Linked DNA regions of Homo sapiens: region 2 is linked to region 1. A link is a loop called in an ENCODE intact Hi-C map of the cell type or tissue named here. Cell type or tissue: mammary epithelial cell. All regions are shown on one strand. Each heading gives the region's core, and the rest is flanking DNA. Links, peaks and the distances in the headings are about the cores only.

Region 1 (8,336 bases), core at 259-8,258:
TCCTGGACTTTTTTTTTGTTGGCAATTTTTAAAATTACCATTTCAATCTCGCTGCTTGTTATTGGTCTGTTCAGAGATTCTGTGTCTTCCTGGTTTAATCTAGGAGGGTTGTATGTTTCCAGGAATTTATCTGTCTCCTCTAGGTTTTCTAGTTTAAGCCTGTAAAGGTGTTCATAACCTTGAATAGTCTTTTATTATTTCTGTGGTATCAGTTGTATTATCTCCTGTTTCATTTCTAATTGAGCTTATTTGGATCCTCTCTCTTCTTGGTTAATCTCGCTAATGGTCTATCAATTTTATTTATCTTTTCAAAGAACCAGCTTTTTGTTTCATTTATCTTTTGTATTTTTTTTTTGTTGTTGTTTTAATTTTATTTAGTTCTGCTCTGATATTTGTTATTTCTTTTTTTCTGCTGGGTTTGGGTTTGGATTGTTCTTGTTTCTCCAGTTCCATGAGGTGTGCCCTTAGATTGTCCATTTGTGCTCTTTCAGACTTTTTGATGTAGGCATTTAATGCTAACCATGACATCCTTCTGAAAGATTGGGCCAATGAGTGCTCCTGTGAACATTTAAGTATTTTTTTTGTACACTCTTTTCTACAATGGATATTGTTAAAAACAAACAAAAGAAACCCTTGTTGATTGAAGAGGCTGTCATTATTTTCAGATACATTTCTTTGGTGATACTTTTTCATATATTTATGGTCTAGTAGTTTTTATTTTTTCTTCTGTCTCCTTTTCCATGAGAACATTTGTTTTTTCTTATTAATTTATTAGCACTCTTTGTCATATATATGGATTTCCCCCCATTTTGTATATTTGATGTTTGGAAGTTTACATTTTTATGCAGTCTATTGACAGGAAAAGGATTTTTAAGAGCAAATGATGTTTCTATTAGAAGTGTATTTTCTTCCCTTGGATGGTATTGTTAAGTTTAACAGAAGGAAGGAAGAGGAACTGCTCAATTTTAGTTTAATCCTCTCAGAAGAGTTTTAAGTTATTAAAATGTATACAACGTATATATTAAGAATTATAACATTTTCGTACTTGCATTGTCTGTTTAAACAGTATATCAAAGAGCTCAAATTAGCACCCTTATCTTAGAAAGTTTTACATTTGGATTTTGGTCTATTTTATTTCAACTTAAGACACATTAGAGGTGGGACAAGAGTTACAATGGATAAACGATTCATTGTGGGTGAAATTTTCTGAAGATGGAGTAATTTACACGCTCATCTATCAGGAATGACTGGAGATGAGGATGGAAACAGTGACTGCCATGGGTTATTCAAAGATGATAGTTCTCTGATTCACAGACACCTACTGGGTCAAAAAGCCTCATGTTTTTACTCCCATGAGTCTAAATTTTATGGCCATGTGTGGTATAGATATTTTGGTTGGATTTTCCATGTTGATTTTTTTTGGACCATTCTGCCTCAAGTTTATGTTAGCAATATAAGTAGCAAGACTCAACTATGAGCAAAATTATGTAATAAGCCTATTGATATTAACATCCACTAGAGCCAGTGATTCTCTGTGTGGGAAGCACGTATGTCTTTTGGGGAGGGAAAAAGGTGGCTTGTGTTATTCACTCATTCATTCATTCACTAATTTTTATTTTGTGCCTATTCGGAACATGTTTTTCAAAAGAACATATACTGTGTTAGAGGTTGAGAGTCCAGCTGTATACAAGACACAGTCCCTTCCCTAGTTTGAAAGCAAAGTCCATTGCCCTGATTTATCTTGCATGATTTGTTAATCATGATATCTTTACTTTAATTTTCATATAAGGCAGGAGTTCCCTCTGATCGACTGCCTCAATGTCTGCATGGTTTACTTCACATCCTTCAGGTCTCTGCTTATATGTCTCCTTCTCAGAAAAGCCTTCCCAACCATCTCTCTAAACCTCTTGCCCTGAATTATTTTATTCATGCTGTTTATTACCACATGGCATATTACATTACATATCTGTTTATCATCCAAACCGTATGCTAGAACGTAAGGTCCATGAGATGAGGGTGCTGTCGATTTTGTTGACTGCTTTTTCTCTAGCATAAAAAAATAGTTTGTGGGATATAGCAGGCACACAATAAATATTTGTTGAATGAGTTAATTCACTGAATATTTGCATGCTTGTGATGTGTCTGGCACTGTCAATGGTGAAAAGTGCTATAAGAAAAATAAAGCAGGGGAAAGGACAGAAAGTTCTCATGGTTCACGCCTGTAACCCCAGCATTTTGGGAGGCCAACATAGGAGGATTGCTTGAGCCCAGGAGTTCAAGACCAGCCTGGGCAAAATCGTGAGACTTCATCTCTACGGAAAACAAAACAAAATTTGCTGGGCATGGTGGTGTGTGCCTGTAGCCGCAGCTACTTGAGAGGCTGAGGTGGGAGGATCGCCTGAGCCCAGGAGGTCGAGGCTGCAGTGAGCCAAGATTGTGCCACTGAACTCCAGCCTGAGTGACAGAGTGAGGCCCTGTCTCAAAAAATAAATGGAATATTTAAGAAGAGCCTAGGTTATAAAAGGTGGGAAGATGCTGTGTAGGCAGCTTTATCTTCCCTTTTCTCTTTCCTGAGTGTCTTTGAATCCCTCCCTCTCCTCTCCTCTCTTCTCCTCTCCTAGCTGGTGGTAGTCTCTCTGTCAGCTGTGCTGAGTCCTTCTAGGGAGTGACATTGCATTCTTTTCATGACCTTCCCATGAGTGGCATAAAAACCCAGATGTGCTCCACACATGAGCTGTGTATTCCCCAGACTACCAGGTAGCATGCTTTCCAGCACCTAGCTTTTTTCAGAAGTAGCCAAAGGCCACCTTAGGGTTTGAGAAATAGTCAAATGTTAGTAAATGTTCAAGGGTGCTTTTATTATAGTTTTCTTTTTCTGCTTTAATAATCACATAATACTGAAGCTTAGTTTTCTGAGAGCTGCATCATAGAGGAATTTAAAAGTTTTTAAAATCAGAGTTTCTTATCTCAGACTTTTCCCCTCAATTGCTGAAGCAGCTTGTCACTCAAGCCTTCCAAGATCTTGGTCATCGTCTCTCAGAGGTAGCATGCAAAGAGGATGAATGAGGGGCTATTTTTCTGGCTGTCACCGTGATTGGCTTTTAGCACAGAATGATAGGGGTACGTCGTGCGATACATGAGATAGTTGTCCACAAGAGAAGCTGTCCTGCCCAGAATGATGGTGGTGCCCCTAGTGAGAAATGCTGACTCTAGCTCTATCCCTGGGGTTCTCAGCAAGGGTATTCCTAGCCTCTAGGGGTACTTTAGAAATTTGTGGATGTATTCGTGGTTTTCACAGTATTAGGGGGTGGTTTGCCATTGGCATTTAGTGGGTGGTGCCAAGGGTGCTAGAAATCAGGCAATGTACAGGGCAATTGCTCCACATCCCATTTGACTTTCAAATGCCTGCCAGGCAACAGAGAAATAAAAAATTTATTGGTAGTCATCAGAGCCTAAATGATCTCTATAAGCAAAAGGTATTTTTTGCACAATTTAAATGGAGGGAATCCTGTATTTTGTTTTTTTTTTTTTGTTTTGTTTTTTTTGAGACTTTACCAGGAGTTGTTTCCCATGTTGGCATCATTACTTGTGGTTTTGAAATTGGCGTATCAGTCAGCATGTGTAGCTGCCCCATTCATGGTGATTGTAGCCTAGGGGCAAGAAGCTGACTACCTCATTGTGTTTTCTACAGCTCCTGTGCCTGGACATTTACATAGTGTAGTGTATATTGTATCATTATAAGTTCTTTCCCTTTTATTTCTCCTTTATATTGCAACTAGGTCATAGCATTGATTTATTAAAATTATATGCAGATTAGGTTATATTGTCTGTGATTTCTCATTTCAGGATTGCAGAGGGGGCCTGGAGTCTGATGGGGTTGAAAGCCTTCTCTCTAACCTAGTTTTGCAGCCATATGTCTCACCACTCTTCTCCATGAGCCCTGTTTCAGTCAAAGTGACTTGCTTTGTGTGCCTTTTTCCCTTTTCCTCCATGTGTGCGTGCCTTAAGCTTAAACTGCCCTTCCTCCTCAAAGCTCCCCCCTCTTCCCCCTCCCCATGTGCATCCCACCCATCCGTCAGAGCCCTGTTCCCTGGCAGCTGAGCGAGGTCATCGTTTATTCTTCCTTGACCACCATAGCTCTGTGACTTTCTATTTTTTTGAACTACCCTAGCAATTGTAAGAACTCCTTCAACACTTATCTACATTCTGGTAGCATTGAGTACCTTATGTTTAAGTTGTCTCCTCAAATGGTTTGTAAGCTCCTTTCCTGTGGTAAACTTGTCTTAGTCTTCTTTTCATCCCATGCAGTGTCTACAAACACTTTGCATCTGGCAAGCTCACACACATGCTACACTTTCTTCTCCTCTTTCCTTCCCCAAATATGTATCCTTTCCTGTCTATCATTTTGCTTATTACCGAAGTGAAACATTTGCATTGTTAACACATTTTTTTTCTTTTTTTGTTTTTTGATACCAAGTCTCGCTCTGTCGCCCAGGCTGGAGTGCAGTGGTGCGATCTCGGCTCACTGCAAGCTCTGCCTCCCGGGTTCACGCCATTCTCCTGCCTCAGCCTCCCAAGTAGCTGGGACTACAGGTGGCCGCTACCACGCCTGGCTAATTTTTTGTATTTTTAGTAGAGATGGGGTTTCACCATGTTAGCCAGGATGGTCTCGATCTCCTGACCTCGTGATCCCCCTGTCTTGGCCTCCCAAAGTGCTGGGATTACAGGCGTGAGCCACCGCACCCGGCCATTGTTAACACATTTTTAAATACAGAGAAGTAAAAGAAGAAAATCATCATCATTGATCCTGCCACCCAGAGCCACGCATTGCCTCTTATTTTAGAACATTTCCTTCTAGGCCGTCATCTTTATGTTTATGCGTGTTTTTAACAATGTAGGAATCAAGTACTTTATACAGTTTGTATTTTGCTTTTCCTTCACATTTCATTTAATGTTATATTATGAGCATTTTCCAATGTCACTAAATAGTCTTAGAAAACATGTTTTATGGAAAATTTTAGACATAGAAAAAATAGAATGATATAATAAACCCCTAAATACCCAACATTCAGCTTCAGTAATTATCAGCATTCTGCCATTCTGAATGTGCTATTTGTAATGGATGCATGCCATTCATTGTTTGGATAATATATATGTTATTTAACCATTTCTCTGTTACTGAAAATTTAGATGATTTCTAGTTTTCTATAATTATAGATGCTTATGTTTTTGTTCTTCTGGTCACAATTACTATTCTTCCTTCCTGGAGAACCTAATTAATTTCTTCATCATTAAGTAATTCTTGATTACTATTAGTTTCGTATTCTGGGGTTTTTATTGTATTTCATATCTGTGGCTGGTTTATTTGTCATTTTCTTTTCTCCATCCATCAACTATTTCTTGTGTTAGCCAGAATGGGTCTCAGTGAATTACAACAACAGGTTTTTCTATTCATTTTTTAGATAAAACTGAAAACTGGCAATGTAAGAAGATGATATTTACTTTCTAGGTGATTTAGGGGCAAATACAAGAAGGAAAGAGGAGATGATTTCAGGAGAAATGAAATCCTGTAAATTATCATCTTTACCCTATGGAAAATGATTTTACAAATGCTTAGTTTCGCTTAATTTTGATTGAAAAATGGCCCCCCTCTAAAGGCTGGAATAGTCACTAAGCTAAAAGTGCACTTGAAACCAATATGTATGAGTGTTTTCCTCAAGCTGATTTAAATGTATATTTTGATAAGTATATTTGGTATTAAAAACACCCAGCAGCTCCTCTTTTAAGGAGGTGCATTCTCAGGCAGTGGGGAGAGATGGTCTTCTTAGGTCTGGCCAGGAGAGAGGCATGGGAGGATGAGCCAAGTGGGGGAGAATCAGAGCGGTGGTATTACTGGTGCCTTGTGAAAAGGAAGGAAGGAGTGCTGTTGTCCTAGTTCTGATGGGATTTCTTCTGTAGTATTTGTTGAAATTTTCAGACCAGATCATATACAGGAAGATGACTCATGTGCCTACCTACCTACTCTAAGAAAATGTCTTTGTTTCTTCTGTTGCAGAAGTAAAACATGATTGCTATTAAAAAAAAAGTACATTTTCATAAATTTATAATAGAGGTAGATAACATAGAAAGTAAAAGTCTTCCATAACCACAGACCTCCCCACTAAATGAACACTGTTAACAGCTCTGTTTATGCTCTTCTTGGTTTTCTTTCTGCCTATTAAGTGTATATTATCTGCATAAGGTACAGAACGAAAATGCCACTCTTTGGCTGAGTGTGATAGCTTATGCCTGTAATTGCAGCACTTTGGGAGGTCAAGGTAGGAGGATTGCTTGAGCCCAGGAGATCAAGGCTGCAGTGAGCCATGATCATGCCACTACACTCCAGTCTGGGTGACAGCATGAGACTGTCTCAAAAAAAAAAAGCTACTTTTAAAATTGCAAGTGTTAATTAGATAATCAGAGCATGTTCAGACCTTTGAAGTATACAGACCACATGCAGTTTCTCCTGGCTAGAAGTAAGATGATAAGTACAAACAGCAGGACAGAACTTGTTGGATATGGAAATTGTAGTGGAAGGGAAAGCTTAAGAAAAGGGAGGTGTAAAAGCCCAAATTTTTATTAGTATTCAGAGGTTAAATTTTTATCACTGAATCAGATTTAATTGGTGGTTGTACTTTTTCCCTTGGGAACACATTAAAACAGTCACTACTACAAGATGACTAAATCATGAATGAATTTAAAATATTAAACTAGTCTCAGACATACTAACATATCAGCAACTTATTGGTGCATAATTTTTGCATTGGAATTTAAGTGACGGAAATATGCATGGCTGACATTAACACTTTTTTCTTTTGATTTTGGAGCCACTTCAAATAATACATCTTACAAGGTCTATTTCCAGTTTAGGGCCAACCATGAATGATTAATTATATTGCTACCCTAACAGGACTTTAAATAATGAAGACAATGACATTTTTGCAATGTGAAATCCCATTTTATTCATTCATTGAAAAAATACCTACTCTGTGCCATGAATATTAAGAGTACAAACTTATAAAACTTGCCCCTGTCGTTCTTTGGTGTGTCGCAAATGCTTTTCCATTCATCTGGAATACCTTCCTCTCTTCCATCTGACGACATCTCTCTCAGCTTTCATTTCCCAACACAAAGGTCACTTCTCAGGTATAGCCATTTTAGTTCACTCTACAGACTGTCTTAGCAAATCTCAGTGATTTTCTTCTCACATTTGAGCACATCTTCACTAGAGTTTTATCTTACTATCTTATAAGTATACAATCACATACATGTTGAATTCCTTGAGGTCAGAGTCCTCTTATCTTCATAGCGGCAGAGTCAAAATGGGTACAGGGCTGGTGCCATATATATATATGTATACATGTGTTTATTTATATATATATTATTATAATATATAAAAAATATATACTGTATGTATATATATGTTGAATAAATGATTAAACGAACTAAAAAAATCTAGTAAGGCAGACTAATGTCCTTACACTCCTAACTACAATACAAGGAACCAAGGAACAGCCTTCGGAGGGGAGGAGGTTCACTCTAGTGTCCCTCTTAATGCAGATTTTTAGTTTACGATACTTAGATATTTAGATACTTGGATTAAGCAGGGTACTAAAAGTGTTGAATGGGGTTAACTGAGAGGAAAAGCTTCAATATAACATATTTAAGTGACAGTTCTCATTCAAAAATTGTGAAAAATTATTAACATTCTTATGTGGGCATTTTAGGAAAGTGTAAGAAAAAGATCTTTGTCCCATGGAGCATACATGATTTCCAAATTGTATTTTTAATGGGATGATACTAGTTTTTTGCTTTTCATTTTAACTGTTCCAGAGTGGGACTGATAGTCTAAGGATCTTAGTAATTCAGAACTGTGATTTGGAAATTAGAGTTCATGAAAGATTCAAGAAATAGTATCTTTTCAACCTAGAAAAAATAGAATTGAAGTGGCCTCACTAGTGGATCTCTTCCTCTGTGGAATTAGACTCCCAGGTCTGGTAGAGAAGGATCTTGGTCTTGTCAATTTAGTGTGGTAACTAGATAATGGTATGTGGCGTGGGAAGAGTACCCGTCAGGTCCTGGCAGGAAAGAGGTGGTATTCTCAAAGGAGGTAATTGAGGAGACCTAAATAATGGAGCTACTAACAAAGATGTAGGCAGGATTCAGGGAAATCAACACGAGTTGGCAAAGCATACCAGAAATAACAACAGAAGAACGCCATCACCACTCCTAGTCCTAAAGAAACAAGGAAAGGGGCCGGGCGCAGTGGCTCATGCCTGTAATCCCAGCACTTTGAG
Region 2 (8,336 bases), core at 155-8,154, 85 kb after region 1:
TCAGCATAGCGGGCTGCCTGCTGCTTTTAGCACTGGAAATTTGGACTGGTTTCATTTAACCTCTCAGCTGCTTAGAAGGAACACTCTGGAAGTCCACTGAATTCTCACCTGCTTTCGGGATGCCCAGGCATCACTGGGACAAAGCTGTCTACCGAAGCCCTGGGTCCTGTGGGCAGGGGTGGGAGGGCTCTGCAGCCCTTAGGAGGGAGCAGCAGCCCAGCCCCAGCAGGCCATCTACAGGGCCTTAGGCAGCTGAGTCTAAGAAGAGAGAGCCTAGCACTTCTTCCGGTCATCTTATTGACTGAGCTGAAGGGAGATCAAATTTCGGTCTTCTGTCTGTGTAAATAGTAATGGCTATCGCTCTTAAACTTCAGACCTCAGCTCATGGATCTGGATTGGTTTATTTTTGAGAGCTGAACTCTGGAGGCCACTCTTCCCTACTTTCTGAAGCGTTTGATGCCTCTATCTGAGCATGGAACCTACTCTGAGTCATCAGACGCCACGCTTAGGGCACATAGAATTAAGTCGGGGGAGTGATGAAAATTCATTCACTTCTCTCCTCTGGGACCTAAATCCATTTTAGCATTCCACTTGAATCCAACAAGGAATGCCAAAATATTAAAGTGTGGCATTCTCATTCTTTTCTCTGGAAAGAAGTGTTTATGCAAAGGAGGCCTAGGTCCCTGCAGAGTCGGCAAGAAGCCTGGCAAGAGGTTTGTCTCATTTAAGCAGTAAATATATTCAGTGGCAGCAGAGATACTGCCAAGTAAGTTTATTCCATTTTTAGGGAGGGAAGGGCAGGAGTTTTGCTGCTCCTTTAAGTTGCTTTTTGCTTTTAAATTTTTTGCATGAGGTTCTCTAAAAAAGTAAGACTGTAAAAGCAGCTTGTTCAAAACTTGACCTCTTCGGCATGCCCAAGAATTTGTGAAACAAAAGAGAAGGCAATGGATAATTGATTCTGTTCTCTAAAGGCCCTTCTGACACTGGTCAGGTACTGGTGTGGTTTCTACTGGTGTAGAAACTGGTGTAGATACTGGTGTAGATACTGGTGTGGTTTCTACTGGTGTGGTTTCTACCATGCAGGCGTTTAGTCTCTGCCAGCAGGAGGACACAGATGGTGTCTACCTTTCTACAGATGTCTTTAAATGTCAAAGACATGAGAAGAGAATCTATTGACATTCTTATCATTGTGACAATGTGGTAGATCCCTTAGCATTACCTATGCCCTAAATGATACTCAAATAAGTGGGCTAGGGAAAGATTTTATTTTATTTTTGAGACAGGGTCTCACTCTGTCACCCAGGCTGTAGTGCAGTGGCATGATCACGGCTCACAGCAGCCTCAACCTCCTGGAAATCAAGTGATCCTCCCACCTCAGCCTCTTGAGTACTGGGAATATTAGGCCCGTGCCATGATGCCCAGCGAATTTTGAAATTTATTTTTTGTAGAGATGAGGTCTCACTGTGTTGCCCAGGCTGCTCTCGAGCTCCCAGGTTCAAACGATCGTCCCACCTCAGTCTTCCAAAGTGCTGGGATTACAGGTGTGAGCCACTGTGGTTGGCTCAGTAGGGAGAGATTTTAAAAGAAAGCAGAAGGCCAGGCATGGTGGCTCGCGCCTGTAATCCAAGCACTTTGGGAGGCTGAGGCGGGTGGATCACCTGAGGTCAGGAGTTCGAGACCAGCTTGGCCAACCTGGTGAAACCCCGTCTCTACTAAAAATATAAAAATTAGCCGGGCGTGGTGGCGGGCGCCTGTAATCCCAGTTACTCAGGAGGCTGAGGCAGGAGAATCACTTGAACCTAGGAGGTGGAGGTTGCAGTGAGCCGAGATTGTGCCATTGCACTCTAGCCTGGGCAACAAGAGTGAAACTCCGTCTCCAAAAAAAAAAAAAAAAAAAAGGCAGAGAATCCCCTACCATGGAGAGCAGCTTATTTTATGACCAACAAGTCACAGAACCTTTGAAATTTTTGCTTGAGAGTCAAACTTTAAACTTATTCCTTAGCTATGCTTTAGGTCTGACTAAGCAATAGTGTAAGGACATGAGAAACAATGTTGCAGCAGGGGAGAGCTTCAAAGTCTTTACTTTGTTACTAAATGTGAGATTTAGGAACTGTGTGATTTAATTGAAGTGATTGCTTCTGGTAGAATTCAATAGAGTTGTCATATCAAATTAAGTTTTATCGAGTTTCACCAGATAGGGATATTCACTAGCCTGAATACCAACACAGTATGTGCTCACCACATTTTTGAAAGTGAGGCGAGAGTCACCCTGCAGTACAAATGAGCTTGCCATAATTGGCCTGTTTTAATACTCTGTGGTTATGGGGACATCAGAGCTCCCATGAACAAGTGAGAGGTTTGTTAGGAAGATCTCACGGTAGAGAGTCCTTGCTCGTGAGGTTTGGAAAACTCAGTTCTTCAGTCAGTGTCTTGCACAGGCACAAACCTTAGCCTAAATATAGAAGGCTAAAAAAGAATCCTTCCACGGGAGGGCTCCCTTAAATTAGCTCAGTTAATCTATTCATCTGTGTGTGCTGACTCGTGCCTAAACATTAGAGGCCAAATCCAAAAAAAGAAAAAGCAAGGCCGCGACTCAATACTAAGAAAGATGGAGAACAACTGAGTATGATCCTGTACAAAGGAGCCCCTGAATACCACAGCAGCTCCATGTTCGATCTGAGATGTACTGGCTCCTGACAGTCACCCTAACTACTTCACCTCTCATTTTGGTATTAAAAGTGCCTTTGGCGTATTCAGATATCTCCATTTTTCATGGTTGTACTCAGTTTTCAAATCATCCTATGGTATTGGTTTCAAACAAGATCAGAAGTTCTAAAAAGATGTTAACCATTTTATGCTTTTAGTACTTTCCTTTCTTTTCTTTTTTCTTTTCTTTTCTTTGAGACAGAGTCTTGCTCTATCACCCAGGCTGGAGTGCAGTGGCACAATCTTGCTTGGCTCACTGTAACCTCCGCCTCCCAAGTTCAAGCGATTCTCCTGCCTCAGTCTCCTGAGTAGCTGGGGCTACAGGCACGAGCCACCACACCCAGCTAATTTTTTTTTTTTTATTTCTAGTAAAGACAGGGTTTCACCATGTTGGCAAGGCTGGTCTCAAACTCCTGACCTCAGGTGTTCCACCCGCCTCAGCCTCCCAGAGTGCTGGGATTACAGGCGTGAACCACTGTGCCTATTCTGCTTTTAGTTCTTTCAGTATATTTCCACCTTGCCAGGAAATTGCTAGCCTTCTAATATTGCTGATTTCTTTATTTAGTAGGTGGTCCAGGATGACAATGCTTTAGGCCTTCATCTCATAAACACAGTAAGCAATTCTCAAGAACGTGTAGGGTTAAAGAGATTTGGACTCCAATTTCCAAAACCGAAATGGCAGCAGGGAACATGACAGGATGCAGAAGAGATCCTCGCAGTCTAGAGCCTTGCATTATGCATTTTGCTTCCCACTGAAGCCAGAGATCCATTTTTATAGTCAGGTTTGTTGTTCCTGCTGAAACACGGCACATGCTCTGCCTGAATTCTGGCCATGTGTTTCCGTCGTTTAGTTATCTAACTTGTTATCTCCTGACTTCCCATTTCTCTGTGAAAGTCAGGTGGTGTAAGACACCCAAAGAAGAAAATCAGGAAAGGAGAAGGTGTTTGGAAGTGGTTCAGAGGTAGTGTTCTCTGTGTTAAGGGGGCTGTGGGACTGTCCTTGAAAAGCTATTTTTGATCCTAGCAGTTTTACTACACTTTGTAATGTTTGGGCAACCAAATTGGTCATGGTGTTAGAATCCTTATAATTGGGTGGATCTATGTTATTTTGCTATCTTCAGAGAAATGAATTTTATGAATATTTCTGTTTTAAAAGAACAAAACAGCAGCAAAAACCAATCCCTATTACCCTAACTCCTCCACGCACATAGTATTCTAATGTGGTTTATTCCTGAAACTGACTCATTCAGCTTTCTCCTGGAAGTTGTCAGAATGTACGCCTGGTTAATGGAGAAAATCAGTGCACTGCCCAGGCTGCACAATGCCATGACTCATTCCTGGCATTTCAGAGGCTTTGTAATGGAAATCGTAGTTCCAAGCTACGGTTCTTACCAAGTGGATATGTGAATGTTAATGAAACAAAGCAAAAGTCTCCGAGGATCCTGCATAACTCTCACCATAGATGTGGTGTTTGCTTGATGAAATGAAGATTTTTGTGGGGCAGATTGTTCCTCTCCATAACCCACACATTCTCGAATACCACAATATTGTTTTAATTAGTCTTATAAAACATAGTAAAATATTTGGCTTTGAAGAAAGAGGAACATTCTCTCCTATGTTGGAATTGTTTGGTTAAAAGGGCATTTTTTTCTATTGAATTAGTCTTTTGGGGTTTACACTAGTATCTGAATCCTTTCTAAATAGCTTCTAATGTTCTTCAGCAATTTGCATTCATTCATTCTGTCTGTCTGTCTATCAATCGTAAAGGAAAAGAAATATCTTTCTTTCCCAACACTAGGTTCGTGGCTGAGGCTCCTACAACAAAAGACAGATTTTAACAAGAGAAAAGCATACAAATTAATTCAAATATAAGTTTTGCATGACATGGGAGGCTTCAGAAAAGAAGACCCAAAGAAACAGAGAAATCTGCATATTTTATGCTTAGGTTTGATAAAGAATGCACAGTTGTGCAGAAGTATGATTGGGGGACAAAAGGATGTGATCTAATGGTAATAAACTTAAGGGAGTTTAGCAAGGCCTGTTTGTTCAGATTCTTCTTGGCATCTCTGTGTCGTTAAAAATAAGGATGTTCCTTTCCTCCAGGTACAGGGAGGGTACCTCTAGAATGAAGGTTTTATGACCTGCCTCAGGGGAGAAGGGAGGAGAATTTAAAAGTGACCTTCCTAATTCTGCTGTTTTCTCTAATACCAATGTGTCGTATTTTGGGCAGTCACCATTTGTGTGTGTGTGTGTGTGTGTGTGTGTGTGTGTGTGTGTGTGTGTGTGTGTGTGTGTGTGTGTGTGTGTGTGTGTGTGTGTGTAGGTCAGGTGGGGAGGGGTATGGAATATATGATCTTTTTTTTTTTTTTTTGAGACGGAGTCTCGCTCTTTCGCCCAGGCCGGAGTGCAGCGGCGCGATCACGGCTCACTGCAAGCTCCGCCTCCCGGGTTCACGCCATTCTCCTGCCTCAGCCTCCTGAGTAGCTGGGACTACAGGCGCCCGCCATCGCTTCCGGCTAATTTTTTGCATTTTTAGTAGAGACGGGGTTTCACCGTGTTAGCCAGGATGGTCTCGATCTCCTGACCTCGTGATCCGCCCGCCTCGGCCTCCCAAAGTGCTGGGATTACAGGCGTGAGCCACCGCGCCCGGCCTGATCTTTAGGGAAAGCATGGATAATTGAAACCCTGCATAATCCCAGCCTTTTATGCTACCTTCTTGTGGACTCGATCTTGTCTCCAAACTTCATTCAAATGCCATTCCTCTTTCTCTGTGCTATGTAAGGTTTAAAAATAGTAAATAGCCAAGAGATAGCAGGGAGAAGTGGGGGAAACAAGGAAGACAGACAGTTTGAACACTTATGTTTTATTGACTCGGATTTGGATTTTGTTTATGACAGACTAGTAGGACTTTGGGGAAACTCGCAGATAAGCTGGGTTTTTTTCTATCATTTTTGGAGATTATAGCAGGAGGTCAAATATTTAAAGTTGTTTTGGGTGATTCTAATGTGTCTACAATGCATTGGACCAGGAATATTCTGGAGCTGCTAGAAAGCAGACATTTAGAAGCAAGAGAAGAGCATGAGCAGTATCCCTTATCACTTAGCCACTTGATTCTGATCCTGGCTTCTCTAACAATAGCTCCTTGCTATGTGCTCTTAAAACACAAGTGCTAATATTATGAGAAATGAATTATATGAAAAACAGTCTAGTCTTTTCTAAAAATGCCAAAAATACCAATCTGCAACCAAGAACGTGTAAGCATGTTCTCCCCTTTCCAGATGATGCGGGATGCCAGGCAAAGACCAAGTTTCCATGGCTACCCTGAGGCCTGCATGGAAGTGGAGGCCTTAGTTTATAGGAGTGAAGGTCTTTAAATGAGGGCATCCAAAGTGAATGCCTATCATTATCCCAGTACTAAGTCTTTAGATGCACAAACCATTGTTTTCCATGTCATCCTTTGGAAGTGGCGGGTGATGGAAGACCATTTTGTGTATTTTTAATAGGAGGAAACTGAGGCACAAGAGATTACATTCCCAGAGCTAGAACCAAGTGCTGTGTCCCTGAGGTCCTGTCTGCAATTGGGAGACAACTCTGAACTGACCCCTTTTGCATTCCTGGTCTCTGCACAGTAACTCTTCCCTCTGCTCATCAAATCCATTTCAGAATGTGTATACAGTAATACTTCTGTTTGAAAGTCTTCAAGATTTGACAAGAGGATTCTGTCTGGGCCTAAGATAGGACATGATGGGATAGTGACCTCGAGGATTTGGAAGCCAAATGATCGTGGACAGGTGTGTGCATCAAGAAAAGATGGAGCATGTGTGCTCACAGTCCTACCGGGGCCACACTCCCTTATCTTCAGATCATGGGTGGCTCATGCCCAATTCCCCCCACCATTTATTCCCTTGTTGTGTCTGTTGGAAAAATCTCACAGGCTTGCCTGAGGTCACTACATTTTTCTTTATACAGAAATCTTTTCTTAGGCTTCATGTAGTTGTAGACTAAGAACTATATAAGTGAAAATTAACAGTATTGGTTTTAATACAATTGCCAGATTTTCTATTTGAAAAAAGTCACTGCTCAGAAAATAAAAATTATTAAAACAACCCATGGTGAATTGGGCCTGAATTGCCACTCATTTTTTAACACATCTGCAGTGGAGTTGCTTCTTACCAATGTGGTGTAATTTTCAGGTCTGTTACTGAAAGACAGATTGAGTATGTTTCTGGACTGTGAGTAGATGATGTTTAGGGTTGCAATATGGGTATTGGGGCTATTCTTTTCCTGTGTCATTACTTTTTGATAGGTTTGTTTTAAGAGAAAATTAATGAAATTGAAGTTACTTAAGTTTGGCCGTATTTGTTAAATATCCTTTTCTGAGAAATTGAAAAGTGACTATTAGTTGAAACAAGATCAAGAAACTTCCAGCATATTTCAGCACATTCCTCAGTTTATAATGTTAAGGTTTTAAGAAAGCTTAAAGAAACCAGCATCACTGGTAGTTAAGCGGTTTATATTTTTACTGTATTTTCTTCAGAAGCTTGTTGCCATGTAGAGTAAAAGAAACCTCATGTTAATCTTTTCAGAGGACACTGCCAGTAAGAGTGTTGTTATTGTTAGATAATCATAATGGTATGTTCTGGAGTCTCTTCTCCCCTCACTCGACACACCCGATTCACTCCCACCCTGCCAGCGGAGCCAGAGAGAGAAGAATAAAGCAGGATCTTATTTGCTTTCAGAATTTGATTCTGTATTGCTTTGGAGACATGCTGGGATTTGTTCTTAAACTATTATTAAATTTCTAATGTCCGTCAAGGTTTAGATTCCTTTGTAAGAGAACCAAGAACGTAAGTGAAACTGTAAGGCTTCGCTGTGCAGACCTTTCTTCCAGCAAGCATCAGCTTAACCTCAGCAGTGAACCGATGGGGGACCAGCTGTTGGGCTGGGAACCAGGAGTAAGGCTGCAGAAAGACCCCCCCTCCAGCCCCCCAGCCCCCCAACCCCCCAACCGTGTGTCACTTCACCACGATGAGCCTCAGTTTCCTCACCACAGTCCCACTTGTCTTGCATTTGAGATGTGATAATGTTTAGAAAGAGATCTTGCCCACTTTTGAAAAAAGTACTCCACAGATGATAGATACTAATCAGACATGAAAGCAGAGATTAAATAGGTAAATGTGATTGTGTGTGTGTGTATTGATCATTATGCTCATGAGACACTGATTATTTTACTTTATTTATTTTTCTTTTTGGAGATGCGGACTCGCTCTGTTACCCAGGCTGGAGTATAGTGGCATGATCATGGCTCATAGCAGCCTTGAACTCCCTGACTCAAGCAATTCTACCACCTTGGCCTCCTGAGTAACTGGGACTACAGGCATGCACTACTATGCCCAGCTAATTTTTAAAAATCTTCTATAGAGATGGTATCTCCCTATGTTACCCAGGCTGGTCTCAAACTCCTGGGTTTAAGTGATCCTCCCACTTTGGCCTCCTAAAGTACTGGGATTACAGGTGTGAGCCACCACGCCCTGCCTTTTAGAAAACTTTTTTATTTTAATTAGTTTTTTGATGGAGCCCCAAATGAAAAATATGCAGGGAGATGAGTTTAGCAGGGCTTAAGTTCAAAC

The links. A loop is a pair of places that touch in the nucleus more often than their neighbours do. Peaks named below come from ENCODE experiments on the same cell type or tissue, not always from the same donor. Only the 100,000 strongest peaks of a DNase experiment are listed, where the experiment ranks them.
Region 2: a loop joins it to region 1, with 2.0 times the contacts of the local background. A loop is called at or near these places in 3 of 110 quality-filtered maps.

What each region holds. Positions count from the first base shown.
Region 1 is chr14:54,588,010-54,596,345 of GRCh38, forward strand. All of the region lies in intron 2 of SAMD4A (sterile alpha motif domain containing 4A), which reads left to right. Among named protein-coding and RNA genes, the nearest start is that of SAMD4A, 25 kb to the left of the region's middle. In mammary epithelial cell, for the core only: no CTCF peak of the experiment used is centred there; DNase peaks (open chromatin) are centred at 1,262, 3,642 and 5,952; H3K27ac peaks cover 1,009 bases.
Region 2 is chr14:54,673,490-54,681,825 of GRCh38, forward strand. The region is part of intron 2 of SAMD4A (sterile alpha motif domain containing 4A); the gene reads left to right. Among named protein-coding and RNA genes, the nearest start is that of SAMD4A-AS1, 10 kb to the right of the region's middle. In mammary epithelial cell, for the core only: no CTCF peak of the experiment used is centred there; DNase peaks (open chromatin) are centred at 1,052 and 4,002; H3K27ac peaks cover 2,184 bases.